Linked DNA regions of Homo sapiens: region 1 is linked to region 2. Evidence: chromatin loops called from intact Hi-C (ENCODE). Cell type or tissue: endothelial cell of umbilical vein. All regions are shown on one strand.

Region 1 (8,000 bases), 420 kb after region 2:
ATTTTTCCTGACCCCCACCTTAAACTTTTACAGTTAGCCAACCAACTACCACACCCAATCATGTACGATAAGAGGCTATTGTATTTATTTAGAAACTTTAACTCTTTGAAGCACAGCTGTCTTTCACAAAACTATAATCTGAGTCTCTACATTAAAATCCACACTTTACTCACACTCTGAATGAGCATCTGAGAAGTTCTCCTATTTATGTTCATCTTATAGAAAACTTAGTGTTAGGCCGGGCGCGGTGGCTCACGCCTGTAATCCCAGCACACTGGGAGGCCGAGGCGGGCGGATCACGAGCTCAGGAGATCGAGACTATCCTGGCTTACACGGTGAAACCCTGTCTCTACTAAAAATACAAAAAATTAGCCGGGCGTGGAGGCGGGCGCCTGTAATCCCAGCTACCGAAGGCTGAGGCAGGAGAATGGCGTGAACCCGGGAGGCGGAGCTTGCAGTGAGCGGAGATTGCGCCACTGCACTCCAGCCTGGGCGACAGAGCGAGACTCCGTCTCAAAAAAAAAAAAGAAAAAGAAAAAAAAAGAGAGAAAACTTAGTGTTAAGTACGGTTATCTAATTATCTAGCTCAGAGACTAAAAGCAGGAAAATTAAAAGGTGACAAGGATAAATATATTAACAACAAAAACTGTTGACAGCCAGGGAACATAAAAATCAGAATAAAAAAAGATAGGCTGAGATGGTTTAAACTAGAGACAAAAAAATCTCAAACCAGAAGCGTGAACATTTTTTAAATGTCTCCACATATCATGATTACAACTAAAAATATTTTGACGTTTAAAAAGTTTCAATTATCCAGAAAATTCATTTATATAGGATAGTTCTTTGGACACCAATGTAGTTTAAAAAAAAAAATGAAGTGTAACTGTTTTCTCGTTAAGAGTTGTCCATAACTCTGCCTTTCAAATTGCAGGTCATCATGACCCATTAATTGGTGAAGAAATCAATTCAATGGGTGGTGACAGCAATTTTTCAAAACGTGAAATAGAATAGAAAATACAACATTACATTGCGCACAGTAAGGGTAAGTACGTTTGTGAAAAGCTTATTTCAATATTTCTGTACTAGTTTGCTAAGTAAAAGATTACTTACACTGGTTTTAGTAAAAGAAAAAAAAAGCCATGGGTCTAAAGGTTTATGTTATTATTATGGAATATAATCACAATACTAAACTCACAATCCCATCATCTTTACCTGAGAATGCTAAAGAAAGCTACAATTTTTAAGGTGAAAACTTCTTTGGAAATCTTGATGAATAAATTTGTTTCCCCTAAAAATCTATATCAGTACGTAACTAAACATTTTATTGTGTTTAACACTAGTTTTGGCTGCAAATACTATTTTTAAAACTGCTTATGACTGTAAAGCAACTTTTCACAACAATTCAAAATAAATAGTGACTTTGATTTTATTTGCTTGTTTATTCTGAGAATCAATTACTAACCTTGGTGCCATTTTTCCAAAGTGATTGATGTAATCTAAAAATCTAAACTTGGCATTCTACACAAGGAACCTGCTCAGGAGCAATACACTTACTAATACTTGATACATACATAGCTGCTGCCTGATTGTATGTAATAGCCAACACCTAAAACTAATTTAAATCACTAAATTAAGTATGGTTTTCTCCAATTCCTTCTGGTGCATTTCAATAGACCTATTTTACCCAGAAAATTTGTCTAATCACTTTGAAAAAATATATGGAAAAACAACCAGTTTAATATATATAAATTTTAAAATAAGCATCTAATTCGTAGGATAAATTAACATTTCCAATCCTAAAGACTTGGATTTGGAAGGAAATCTGTCATCTAGTCCAGCCCCCTACCAAATAAAATAATCCCCACTTCACAATGTTCCTTGGAATCAAACTCATATCTGACTGAAAAGCTCTCACTACTAACCACTACTATATTAACATCTTCTAAAATTGGTTCTTGCCATTAATCAGAAGACTGATAAAGAATTACCTTGAAGTCCTTGAAAAGCAGTGTATATATTATTCTTATAAATCCTGAAAATACAGGTTTAGAAAAGAAGTGACATTTACTTATCACCAGGGATTTCAGTGGCCCAAACTGTCCATATGCTGGTATATTGAATACTGGAGTACTCTGCAAACTTTTGGAGTTTGCTTAAAGCACAAAAATCAACTAATCAAAGTAGTAATAAAATAACAGTTGTCAACTCAAGCTTAAGTTTTCTCTTCATTTTATCAAGTTCACATTCAAGTTTAAAAAGCTTATGAACTTCTTGAAAGTTGAAGTTAGATTGACTACCTAAAAACGAGCAAGTACAACTCTAAAATGATACCTGTATTGTGGCAACAGATACAAATACCATTCTTTACTTTCATTTTGAGATACACTAGAATCTCTCTTGAAGCTAGTGCTTCAGAAGCACTTTTGTAAAAACGCTTAACCTTCTCTTCCATATGCCTTTCTCTACCTCACCAGCTGGAATCTGTCACAAAAACAGATAATCACATATGATACAGAAATAGTTGATCCTACTGCAGAATTAGGTTAACACTTCTAAATTGAGGCATAGAAAAGAAGGGGGTGGGGGAACAAGCCCTACTTAAACAAATCATTTACCTCGGTCTGGCTTCATTTTCACATCCAATTTTCGCCCAGAGTGCTGTGAAATGCACCTGTGGGTTCTTTCAACAGGCTCGCCGCTGATTCTACGGCTTCTGCTTCGCTTTCAAAATGCTGAAAGAGACAAAAATAAAATTAATCTGGCCCTATTCTAATACCCGGACCTTGCAAGTAAACTACTGTTAAGTTAGGCCTCTTCCTGGCACCAACTGCGGTGACAGCACCCTCGGCTGGTCTGAAAAAAGCAAAACTCTCTGCACCGCCTCCCCCATCTCCTCCGGATCGAGCACCCCCTTCCCTGCCTCTGTGCTCTCCAGGCCAATGTGTCCTTCTGACACAGTCTCTGAACCAAAACAGGATCTATTTATAACCTGGAGGTACAGGCAAGAAGAAGAAAAAGATTTGAGCAACACAAACTAACCCCTTCGTACAAAAACGCCTCTGGAAACAGAGGCACCTCCGCAGGGCTGGTATGGAAATTCTTCCACCTGGTGCCTGGGCGCAGCCAACTCTTCCAGTCCCCTGCGCCTCCCGAGCCCTCCGCCCGCCCCGCCGGGCCTCACCTGTGTAATTACCCTCTGGCTAGCCTTCCTGCGGCAACCGCGGCCAAGTTTACACAGAAACCCGAGTCACCTCCTCCCGCCCAGCCCCCAGCCCCAAACGAACTCTTCCGGGCTGTCCCGGGGCGACCCTACCAACTCCCAACCAGTCCTCCGCGGCCGGCTCCGGGGGAGGTGTTTACAGCCTGTGCTCGCCCCCTGCTCTGCACAACCCCTTCCGTCCCGCCGCGGCCCCGGATTTCCTTCAGCCCCGCCGCACCGAGCGCCGCGTCTGCCCCTCTCCCCGCTGGAGAGTTGTTTTCATGGCGCTCTCGAGCTGGCCGGCTCCTCCGCTCCCTCGGCCGACCTCTGCTGACTAACTCGCTCTCCTCTCCCGTCCCAATCCCGCCTCCTCTTGGCACTTCTCTCCACCGCTCGCCCAGCAGCTCACATCACACTCCCACCTCAGACCCCAGGCTCCGAGAGGCGCAGGGCCAGCGGGAGCGGAGTATGGAGCGCAGCGGCCCCCGCGGCTGCCTCAGGTGACCGTGGGGACCCGAGACGACCAGCCCGAAGCGGCTCCCCGGCGCCCCTGTGGCCATCCACCCGCGCCTCAGCCACCGCCTCGCTCCGCTCCCTGCGCTCAGCCCCTCCGCCCTGCCTGACTGGCACCCGAGCCCCGCGACCCCCGGGCTTCCCCCGCCCGTAGCCCCGGCCGGCCCTCTTGCCCAGCGCCTCTGCCAGCTCCTTGCCCGCCCGCTGTCTCTAGCTCTGGCGCCCCGGCTCCCCGTCCCCCTCGCTCGGCCAGTTCTTTCTCTGCTGTTTGCCCTGTCAAAACACTGCCTAGGTCACGTGTCCCAACAACAGCCAACCCACCCCGGTCGTCACTTCCTCCCCGGCGGCCTCCGCGGCCCTGGCGCCCGGTTACTATGGCAATGCCGCCGCTCGCCCCGGGGCGCTAGTTTGGGGCCGGGTTTTCGGTGCAGGTGCCCGGCGGGTGCGAGGGCGCTGGAGATGGCGGCTGGGAGACACCAGCAGAGTCCCGGAAGCCCGAGACGTCCCAGGCACTTCGGTTGCGCTCCCAGCCGGCAGAGGCGCGCCTGGATTCTGAGACCAGGAATCGGAGCTGCGCTATTAGAGCGCAGGGTAACTGGGGAGATGTCATCCAAAGGCCTGCCCCAGACGTGGAGGATAATTATAGTCGTCGTCTCCTCCTCCTCCTCCTCCTCCTCCTCCTCCTCCTCCTCCCCCCTCCCCCTCCTTCCCCCCCTCCTCCTCCTCCTCCTCCTCCTCCCGGGATGCTGGCACAGAGTTGTGATCGAGCCCCAAGTGGATTGCAGCGCATAATGGAACCCGGGTTTAATGTGACCGGGACGGGGGGTGGGCAGCTATGCGGGTCAGGGAGTGGGAGAATTTAAGAACAGGAAGCCCACCCCCACCCTAGATTTTCCCAAATCACTAAGGATTTTAGTAGGATTCAGAACCCAAGCTTCCAAGACACTCGCTGTGCTAAAAATAATCTTCATAACTTCTAAAACACTGACTCATGGGCAGGAGGACACTTTGACAGCATGTTATTGTTGGGGAGCTGTAATTTTGTTGTTGTGCTATAGCAATGTGACATGATGGCATTTCATGTTGTGATGTTGTCGTCATTTAAACACAAACAGATGACAGGAATCTGCTGTACTTAAAAAAAAACCCAATCCTAACAAGCGCTGCAGCTATTAGCTACTCAGTCTATAGACAAAGTACATATGGGGCATGAGCCCAAATGGAGACAAGTAAAAATTTGCAAGGCTCTTTGGTTTCATTAGAAAAAGTTTTTTTTTTAGATATAATTTTGCATAAAAGGATCACAGGAAAGTATTAGGACAAGTCTAAGGGGATTTTTTTTATTTGTGCCCTTCTGTTTTAAAATTTTTTTTACAATGAGTCTATTATTTTCACATCAGAAGAGTTTTATAAACTGCAAGATTGGCAGTTCCATTTTTTTGGCCTCAGGTAAAGTTCTTATGAAAAAGGCATGAAATATTTAAAAAGTAACATTTTCTAGTGCTTAGATATGTACAGTAAAATAACATGTACAACTGAAATTGTTAACCTTAACTCCACGATTGTATCTAATCAGAGCGGAGAGAACATTCAGGAGGGTAACATTTCATTTTCTCTGAAATGTTCTGGCATCATGACGATGAAACTGACAAATGGAAACAGTTCTTTAATCTATAAAATGCTACAAATGTTAAATCCCAGTGGATTTGACTTTGATATTATTGAATACTGTATTATGTAGTTTTTAAAAAATGAACTGAAGTTTTACTTGTTCTACAAGCACTTGGTAATGGGAGACAGAACAGTTACAGATAAGCCAAAAACCTAAATTTAGCACAACAGCTGGGACCAAATAACAGCTATTGTAAAAGGCTTACTGGGTGAACAGGCAGCAAAATCTGGTTTAGCTTCTTTCTTCCTCTATCTAATGCAAAAGAGGTAAAAAGACCAGGAAATGTTGAGAGCAGAAGCCAAGACTATTAGTGTGTAGCACAAACTATTCTCTTTTAAATAATTTTTAACAGCACTTGGGTAAATGATGATGTCAACATTTGTTAGACTAACCTGAAGTTTTTTTAAATTTAGAATCTTAAACCTGTTCAAAAATTTGAAATCATTATGGCAGCAGAAAAAGTATTTAAAAGGTGTATTTCTGACTCATTATTCAAATTGTTTCATTCCATAATATGCATTTACTGAATACTACCTGCTAGGCTCATACAAGTCTCTGAGAATGTAAAGGTCACCAAAACCAGATAGGGTCACTACTTTCAAGGAGCTTATAGTACTATTACAGTTACATGGCCCTAATCAAGTCACATTCTAACACCTTTGTTTCACCTATAAAAGTGAGGTGTTTAGACTCTGACAATAGTTATCGCTTTCTTTTATCCTATGATTATGTAACACATGTTCAGAGCGTTTGGAAATAATGACTTGAAATGGCAATTCACTCTAAGGTGCTCTGTTCACACCTCAGAGCACATAAACAGAACAAATGTTTCTAGTTCCTAGTTGGTGAAGGGTAAGGGTAAGCAAGGGAATCAAGATAGCTGGCAGGAACCTTACCCTCTTTTCATCTGATTTGCTTTCCATTTTGCTTTCCCCTAGGGTTTCAAAGCCGTATATGAGTAATTAACTTCAAAAAAAAGTTAACTCATCTTCAGCAACTCATCTTCATCCCCTCAACTTTTACAGATTTTGTTGAAATGGGTGGTGTATGATCAATCTGTAATGACTGTCTCTAAGTTCTTTTACTTATTAAGGTGATGAGGATAACTGGTTTGCTCACTTTATGAATACAAGGCTGTTACGATGACCAAAGTCATGGAACCAGTCCAGGCTACCAGGATGAGCTCCACCAGAGCAGGGATTGGTACCTTCTTCTTTCTTGTATCCCTAGCACTTAGTAAAGAACTGGATATAAAGTAGGAGCTCAATAAATATTAACCTATGTATTCTCTAATATGCTTTTCTTGTGCATGCCTGTAGTCTGCATGTCTAATACTGGCTGGCATTTTCTCCCTAGTGGGATAAAGGTAGAGTTGAGAAATTGGTGGGTAGCACAAATTTCATTTGTAAATGACACATTTTCATTATACTTTTGGGGCAATGTATATATTATATGTTGTCTCATAATAGTAGGAACCCATTGTGGGTTGAAATGTGTTCTCCCCTCAAAAAAAAAAAAATTGTGTTGCAGTCCTACTCCCATCCCCCATCTGTGAATGTGAACTTAGATATGTACAGTAATGAAGTTAAGATGAGGTGGATTATTAGGGTAGATTCCAAATCCAGTGACTAATGTCCTGATAAGAAGGAGAGGTTTGAAGGTAGAAGACACACAGGGAAGATGGCCATGTGACTAAGAAAAAGAATGGAGGTTCTGAATGGTTACTCAAACATGAAGATCTTTAATTCTGTAGAAGTTAACAGTAAATGAGTGAAAAATGTTAAGATATCTCTAGTATCTTAAAAGAACAACTCTATGACCCATAGCTAGAGGATAATCATGAATAAGTGGTTGAGAGTCAAATGAAGATACATTATTTTAAAGATGGTAATCAGTACATCTTATTTGCCATGAAATATTGTAGAAATAAAGATGAGTAGAATTAAAATGTATAAATAAATCTGTTCTTGCAAAGTTAAAAAGAAAAATGTACTTTTAGTACTTGTTGAAACAAGATGAAATGCAAGCTATCTTTTCCATATCTAAATTGTTTCTGATTATCCACTTAAATTCAGTACAGTTAATTTCTAAGAGAGAAAGATCATGGAGTCATTGCTAAGGCATTGGCTTCTGTAAACAACCTTCTACCTTCACATAAGTTGGTTGTCTGGTTTATTCTTTTTTGAGGTTCCTGTTTGTCTACCCTCTAAAACCACAGGTATAAGGAAGTAAAAATGTATTCTTTCTGGTCCCAGTCTGCGTAAGTGTCTTAGGGCTTAGAAATACAAGGGCCTCTAAACTTCAAGGTGGATAAACCTTTAATTAACCTGACAATTTTGCTGAGCTGCTGGAGGTCTCCGACCCACCAAGACTTAATGTCTTTTTAAAGAATAATAATGGCCGTTTTTTGTGACAGTAACTGTGCTCAGCATTTTACATATATATTTGATCCAAAGAGGGTGATAACTATTTCTCAGATTAGGAAATTGAGGCTCAGAGAAACAAGTAACTTTCCCAAAGCTATATTTAATAAGTAGAAGGCAGCCGCTTCCTGAATGGACTCATTTAATTTCCACTACAATATTCTGAAATAAGTTAAATAATTTCAAAATTTTC
Region 2 (8,000 bases):
GTGAGGAAAAGCACTAATTCTAAGAAACCAAGGTGATTTGGCACTTAGTGAACTGCTCTCAATTAGAGGCTTTTTATTTATTTATTTATTTATTTATTTATTTATTTATTTTTGAGATGGAGTCTGGCTCTTCCACCCAGGCTGGAGTGTGATGACGCGATCTTGGCTCACTGCAACCTCTGCCTCCTGGGTTCAAGCGATTCTCCTGCCTCAGTCTCCTAAGTAGCTGGGATTACAAGTGCCTGCTACCATGCCTGACTAATTTTTGTATTTTTAGTAGAGACGGGGTTTCACCATGTTGGCCAGGCTGGCCTCCAACTCCTAACCTCAGGTGATCCACCCACCTTGGCCTCCCCAAAGTGCTGGGGTTACAGGCAAGAGCCACTGCGCCTGGCCTTAGAGGCTTTTAAAAAAGCAACTTTAGGCATTAATTTATCCTTGATCTTAATCTTTAGGGCACTTTAAAAATTATTATTAATTGACAAATAACAATTATATATATTTGTGGGGTATTTGATGTGATATTTTAATGGATACATCAAAGTCTCTTTAGAAGAACAAAACTTTAAAAAGAAATGGTCACACAATGACTTTAGAATGAAGAATTTTATTTCTATAAAATAGGCAGTATTTTATTTCTTCCCAAAGAAATCTAAAGGTTCAGGAAAAAATAGTGTGGGTTCCATTACACGAACATGACCTTTATTCACGGGTGAATGGGAAAAGACTGGCACCTGAATAGAGAGTCCTCCCCTTCCCCTGCCTCAGGAAAATAGTTTTTCTTATTTTACTTCCTAATTAACTCACTCCTTGAAATAAGGGCATACCTCCTTGTACTAAGCTAGTTGCGAAATTTGATCTTGATACATGTGATTTTTTTTTTTTTGAGATGGAAACCCCATCTCTACTAAAAATACAAAAATTGGCCGGGCGCAGTGGCTCATGCCTGTAATCCCAGCACTTTGGGAGGCCGAGGCAGGCGGATCACGAGGTCAGGAGATCCAGACCATCCTGGCTAACATGGTGAAACCCCGTCTCTACCAAAAATACAAAAAATTAGCTGGGCATGGTGGTGTGCGCCTATAATTCCAGCTACTCCGGAGGCTGGAACAGGAGAATCACTTGAACTCAGGAAGCGGAGGTTGCAGTGAGCCGAGATGGCACCACTGCACTCCAGCCTGGGTGATAGAGCAAGACTCCGTCTCAAAAAAAAAAAAAATCCTTTAACCCCGAAACCTTATTAATCCTCACTTTGGGATTATTTGTTCTTGTGGCCCCATGAGAGACACTGCCAGGCTGGCCTACTTCAGAGTTTCCCAGAGGGAAATGGTAAGAAGAAAACTCTAGAAAGCTCTTCTGGTGAATCATACGATGTTGATTTTTCTTGATGACTCACAAGAATCAGGATGTAAAAGAAAACTCAATTCTTATTAGTCACCGACAACTTGAGTGGAGTCACTTGCTGTTTTCATGCATGTTTCTACATACACTTTGGGACAGCCTCCATGCTGGAAGTCAGGTAAAAGAGGTGGTGCAGCTCCCCAAGCGTGGTCTACACAGGCTGAGGGCAAAAGGCCCAGTGGGCCCTCTGGGGTCCCTGCTGTGGATGCTGTCCCAGCATTAATATCCATCCAACCAACTGGATAAACATCAGGACTTCACAAGCACACTTCAAAAAAACTGCTTTGCAAAATGCTCATCTGTTACTACTTAAAAGCTGAAAAAAACAATTATTCTTAAAAGTTACCAAACATTCTTCATCCAGTAACTCCAGAATTCCCATTTTTGCTTCAATCAGGTCAATAACTGGTTGATTGTCATAAAAATCTATCAGCGTCCAAGGTATATCTTCCTTCATGTATTCTTCTTGTTCCAGTTTGAAGACATGCTGGGAATCCAAAGTTAATACAGAAAGTAAAACAGAATATTAAAATACGTTTCCAAAGAGCAGGATGTAAGCATTTGGAAAATGTAAATGGTTGATCTGTAATATTTATGTTTAAAAAGAAGGACCCTGAAGTATAGACAAGGCCCATACCGTGATCAATACCGCCGAGTTCCTAAAGCGAGTCTAGCTGTCATCCTCCCACCTAGTCTGAGTGGGTCTCTACCTCCTAGGACATGGCTTGGGCCAGCCTGTGTCACCACCAGCACCACATGGTACTCAGTGTGGTCCTACAGCCCCTTCCTGCTAGCAGCTATCCAAGGACAGATCCAGCCTCTTTGGCCTAATGCAGCCTGGCTGGGTGGAGCCAGCTACCTGAGAATGCTAGCTGCGGGGCCGGTGGGAGAAGCCCACTGCTTAGAGATCTTCGTGCACTACTCACTTGGGCTGTAAGGGTATCAGGGAGGCTTCCCAGAGGATGTACTCAGGCTTACCATGGAGGATGAAAGAAAGTTTGGCTGGCAGGTGGTGAGGTGGGGTAGGGTGGGGTGGGGTGGGGCATCAAGAAAACCCTCCTATGGAGGAATCCCAGTGGGAACCACATGAAAGCTCAATGGGTGCTTGAGAAACGCACCTCAAGCAGGTTAGAAATTACAGGAGGACAGCAGCAATGTGGTGGCAAAGAATGGTACAGTCAAATCACCTGAGACCTTCACACCCTCCTTAGAGAATTCTGGGCCTATGGCCTTTTTCTAGGAGCAGTGAGGACCCGCTGGAGGGCGGAGGGGTTATGATGAGACCTGGAGGATGGCTCAGAGGAGGGAAGAACCGGAGGCAGTGAGACCAATGAGGACTCAGCCCGATGCTCTTGATGGCTGGGACTCAGGGAGGAGGAAGAGGAGCGAAGAGGTCAGGATGAATGTCAGGCTCAGGACATGGGGTCCATGGCGTGACTTGACCACAGAAAGTCACGTGGAGGGTAAGCGGGCTGAGAGGAGAAGGTGGCACCGGCACTTCTACACTTGCTACTGCTGAGCTCCCTGGGGGCATCAGGTGCAAGGCCCAGTGGCAGCCAGAAGAGGGGGACTGGAGATCAGGAGAGTCCTACCCAAAGCTTTCTGTGCTGACAATTGAAGATACTACCCCTCCTGGGAGGATCTACACATTGATGGATGACTCAGAAAAAGGAGAAGAGGAAAAAGGAAGAGAAGGAGGAGGAAGTGGAAGAGGAAGAAGAACAGGAGAGGAGAACAAAAGCAAAAAAAAAAAAATAGAATTACAGCCTCTGATTTGTGATTTTTGGCAAGACATCTGGTATAAGTGTCACTTTGAGGTTAAGGTGGACATGTTGGGGAGCAGCACGCCATTGCAGCCAGGGAACAGGGTAGCAGCCACAGAGAGTTTGACTTCAGGTGAGTTATACTGAATATGCACTTGGAATAAACCTCAGCTGTAGTTATTAATGTTAAACTTCCAGGAGAGCCTTGCAAATGCTAAAGAAATGAAATTTACAATGGAATGAAATTTAATGGTTATACATGAATTAATTCTGGGCCAAAAAAAAAAAAAGAAACTTCTACTGAGTAGGATTCAATGTTAGGTCTTCTCACAATATTAGACAGTTATTATTGACTCTTTTTAAATTGATACATAATAGTTGTACATAGTTTTGTGGTACATGTGATATTCTGACACATACATACAATGTGTAATGATGACTCATTTTTAAAACAAGGAAACAGAGGCTCAGAGAACCCAAGGTCCCAGAGGGAGGTGGTAGAGCTGAGATTCAAACCCAATTTAGTTTGAGCCAAAGCCCACACTCTCCAAGACGTCATGCTATGTTTTCCTCAGGGGTTCTGAGGGAGCATAAGACTGGACACTAACAAAGGTATAACCTTTCCTTGGAGTAACTGTTAGGGTATTAAAGTGTGATTTCTATTATGAACTGGAATCACCATTCTTCCCATAAACATGTAGCCAAAGTTTAGAATGTAAGCTAAAGGGAAAATGTGAGTTAGTAAAGCATTTTAGCTTTCATGGCTTTTCAGAAACAGAGCCAAATATAAATGTTAAGGAGGCAATTATAAAAAAAATATGAGAGTAGTTTCATGGTAGGGCCAATGTAGAAAGATGTTCAATCAACTTTTAATTTCATTGACTTCTGTTAGGAGCAGAAAGGCGTCAGTACTGTTGGGAATTCAAAAGTGAATTCAATAAAGTTCTTGCATCTAGGGAACTGATTTAAGAGGTTGAAATTGTATTCAATACACATAGCAATAATAAATGCCCAAACAGCCACAAGTAGCATTTACTCAACATTTTTTAAATTGTTTTATTCATCTTTCTACCTCAGCACTTAACTTGGTACCTGGTATACACAGTATACACTCAAAAACGTCTTTTGAATAAACAAATCTTCCCAGTGGAAAAAAAAAATTGGAATCCATCTCCTGTCTGTTTCCATGGGATGATACATTTGATCTTATTGTTAGTTAGGAAGGTACCATATATGTCTTGTTCTAAATTAAGGTTGGAGAAACTCATTCCCATAATCCATTGGCCATCTGCTGTTTAGTGCTGCATGTGCCGAGATAAGCACTGGGCTGAGAGAGACAAAGAATGCCAGTCCTGGCCTCTCCAGGTGACCAAGTCTATTTGGAAACTTGCATGCAAATGATGATAATTCCATGTGACAGGCCTGCGATAAGGAAGCACATAGGAAGAGGCCAGGAGGTATCGCAGGAGGCTCTCAGGGAAGCTGGATCTCAAAACACAAGCTGGAGTTGGCCACGTGAAGATAAAGCAATGGGGAAATAACAGGAGCACGTGGGTTAAGGCAGAGAAAGCAGCAAGTGCAAAGACAGAGAGGCTCGAAAGAAAGTGGAGGCCTCAGGCAACCAACTAAATAGTTTTGTCTGGCTGCACAGAGGGTCTGTATCCAAGAAGGGCAGTGAGGCTCACACATTGGCAGGTGATTCAAAAAAGATGAAATAGATGAGAGGGTGTGATTTCAAGATTTGGCCACAAGGTGGTGCAGTGACCCAGCGTGAGGCTCCTTGCATAAAAATTTGCAACCTCAAGAAAGAAGAATGCCTCTTTCCACGAACACACACACACACACACACACACACGCGCGCGCGCGCGGCTGAGAACTAGTCAAGAAGGCAGAAAGGTCACCTACCATGTTAAACTGTTGTTGCAGTTTTTCATTAGCGTAATTGATGCAAAATTGTTCAAAGCTGTTCACATCAAAGGTTTCAAAACTGAAATACAATTTAAACAAGTTAAAATATAACCTGAAGCAAGACATATGCATTTGTTTATAGATATTTTTTGACACTTAAAAGCTTAAACGTTTGCTATGTCTTCTACAAGTTTTAAATACCCCTCAAAGCTTCTGGTTTTAATGATATCCTAGTAGTCAGTTTATAAATAACCCTTTTCCTGGTTGTCCCCCGGAAGAAATCTGGTAGGTATAAAACACCTACCTCAAGCCAGGCATTAAAATAAGCATGTCACCATATGGTGTAGTCCGCACAACAACAGTGATATTGGCAATTATTATTCTGACTTTATAGGTCAGAAAATAAGCCCGAGAGGTTAAGAAACTTGCCAAAGGTCACACAGCTTGTGTCAGAACTTAGCTGCGAAGCTGCCTGACTGTGATGCCTGTGCCTCCAATGAGAAGGCAATGTGGTTTCCTATTCTCTCCTTGTCTGTTGAGGGGAGGAGCAGCACAACTGCAGCACAATTTTGCCTCCCTAAGGGGTGCTTTCATAGCTCCTAGAGGAAAAGGGCAAAGTCATTTCATATCCTACAGCCCAGCACACCCCATCAGGGACGAGACAGACATGGCTGGCTTCCATATTCAGACTTTCATCAGCTGCCTCTGCAGTTGCCTTGGAGTTGCAAGCTCAAGAACTGAGAGGAGCCCTTGGGGAGGCAGCTGCTACTCAGCTCCTGCCGGATGTAGCCATGGATGAATGCGGCCCAGGATGTTAGATTAATTGATTCTTAAGAAAAGTCAGAAAACTGGGACTTTTAAGTGAATAATCCCACTCTGCAAAACGTGGGCCGAACAAAACAGAGGCACCAAATTTACCACCTGGCCAGATGAGCTCCTGCTGGAAGGCAGCTTGCTGAGCACTTTTAAGGTGTCAGCATTTATGCACGTCACCTCCTATAACCCTAACACAGCCCTATGTGAAGGGCTCCTGTGACTCCACTGTCACACACGAGGGTCAGAGAAGGAGTGACCATGGTGAGGACCAACAGCCAGCAAGTGGTGCCAGAAATGCAATTCGACCCCAGTGCTTGGTGCCTCCAAAGCTTTGTTCTTAATCGCTCTAATCCTGAGAGGTTCCTGCCGGCTCCTATCACAGGTCCCCTGGGAGTCTCACTTGACTGAGCTGGTTTGGCTCAATCTGGAATTCCTGGGCAGGGTAAGAACCTGGACTGTCCTCTAGACAGCTCCAGGGTGATTCATAGCAGCTCTGACAGCCCCATTCCACACGCAGCCTTGGTGGCTCAGAGATTCGGAGGCTGGTCTGCTCATGGAAGCAAGGCCAGGGCTGGGCCTGGGGGAAGATTAAAAAGGGTCTCACTGAGCTCTGCAGCTCACAGCTGGGGCCAAGGGCAGGGCTTTCTAGAACCTGGCAAAATGTCAAACATCAATGCATTATTTTGGGGCACAAAAATCTGAAGTTTAGGACCCATGGAAAGACCTAGATCTGTGACTTAAAATGCTAGAGGCACATTGGCTATGAAAACACTTCACACTGGAACCATGCTTATGGTTTTCAAGGTACCTGCATAATTTCTTCCATCATATGTTCAAAATCACCCTGCAAGAGAGGCCCCATCTTGTAGATGCAGAAACTAAGGCTTGGAGAGGTTCTGTGACTTTCTTGAGGTCACGTAACTGGTATGCTACGGAGCTCATTCCCAGGGGTCTGACCCCCAGACCCAGGTTTTTCCAACTCTGGGTCCAAAGAACATAAATACACGACAGGCTGGGGAGTCACCAGCCTTCATTCACTCTCAGCTTAGACCTTGAAGCTCACAGCTTCAGCTTTACTGGCTTTCAAAGATGCTAAGTCTTCCTTTGAGGCTTCCTTATTTCCAAGTCAAAAAGAGCTTTCTCAAAAGTTGCAGGTATGCCTAGGCGAGGGTTAGCCTAGAAGCGAGGCTGCTGGAGGGGGCGGGAAAGGCTTGGCCCCAGGCTGCAGCCCTGCTGCCTAGAGGAAAGCTGATTTTTTTGGAGGCGTATCATGAACTCAAGGGTGGCAGCAAACAGGCTATTGTTAGAATTTTTGAGAGGAATCTTAAAATAATTTACTCTAACAAGTCTTTGTGTATTTATAAATACTCTTGTCTCAGGTTTTTCCACATAGCTGAAAAATTCAAATTCCTTATTACAGTGGTTCTGGATCCTGCCTGGGGGCCACCGTCCAGCTCACTACTCCTTGCACATGGCTGCCCTTGCTCTGTCCCCACCCTCTGCTAACCTCCAGCACACCTTCCTCCCTTCCCAGGACTCATCCTAACCTCTACTGCCGGCCTGCTGCCCTCACCAGTCTCAGTCCCACGGTGGCAGGAGCCGTACATCTATGCTGTTCAACCACTGCCTCCAACACAGTGCCTGGGACATAAACATCTGTTAGATAAAAATATGAAATAATGGCTGGGTGCAGTGGCTCACGCCTGTAATCCCAGCACTTTGGGAGGCCGAGATGGACAGATCACAAGGTCAGGAGATCGAGACCATCCTGGCTAATACGGTGAAACCCAGTCTCTACTAAAAATAAAAAAAATCAGCCGGGCGTAGTGGCAGGTGCCTGTAGTCCCAGCTACCCAGGAGGCTGAGACAGGAGAATCGCTTGAACCTGGGAGGCAGAGGTTGCAGTGAGCCGAGATGGTGCCACTGCACTCCAGCCTGGGCAACAGAGCAAGACTCCGTCTCAAAAAAAAAAAAAAGAAAAAAAAGAAAGAAATAATATACTGTTAAAATAAAGGACTGTCATTTAAAAATACATCTTAAAAACACCCAAAAGAACAGGGAATAACAGAATAATTACGTATTTCCACCACAATGAAACAGGACTATTTTTAA

What was found. Hi-C counts contacts between places; a loop is a spot of excess contacts. Peaks named below come from ENCODE experiments on the same cell type or tissue, not always from the same donor. Only the 100,000 strongest peaks of a DNase experiment are listed, where the experiment ranks them.
Region 1: a loop joins it to region 2, with 3 times the contacts of the local background. A loop is called at or near these places in 16 of 110 quality-filtered maps.

Annotation. Positions count from the first base shown.
Region 1 is chr15:52,675,391-52,683,390 of GRCh38, forward strand. ATOSA (atos homolog A) reads right to left here and starts at 3,998. Exons shown (of 13, transcript NM_001385016.1): 1 at 3,438-3,998; 2 at 2,616-2,732. The coding sequence starts at 2,631. It overlaps LOC105370821 (a long non-coding RNA gene), which reads left to right and starts at 4,215. Exons shown (of 4, transcript XR_932255.4): 1 at 4,215-4,303. RefSeq lists enhancers at 2,694-2,763, 2,894-3,033 and a silencer at 3,614-3,933. In endothelial cell of umbilical vein, no CTCF peak of the experiment used is centred here; DNase peaks (open chromatin) are centred at 2,911, 3,361 and 4,021; H3K4me3 peaks cover 2,613 bases; H3K27ac peaks cover 2,188 bases; H3K27me3 peaks cover 1,404 bases.
Region 2 is chr15:52,251,570-52,259,569 of GRCh38, forward strand. It overlaps MYO5C (myosin VC), which reads right to left. Exons shown (of 41, transcript NM_018728.4): 11 at 5,070-5,151; 12 at 1,748-1,888. Among named protein-coding and RNA genes, the nearest start is that of MIR1266, 22 kb to the right of the region's middle. RefSeq lists an enhancer at 5,748-6,324. In endothelial cell of umbilical vein, a CTCF peak has its summit at 4,912 (motif pointing right); DNase peaks (open chromatin) are centred at 1,392, 3,642 and 4,952; H3K27ac peaks cover 2,803 bases.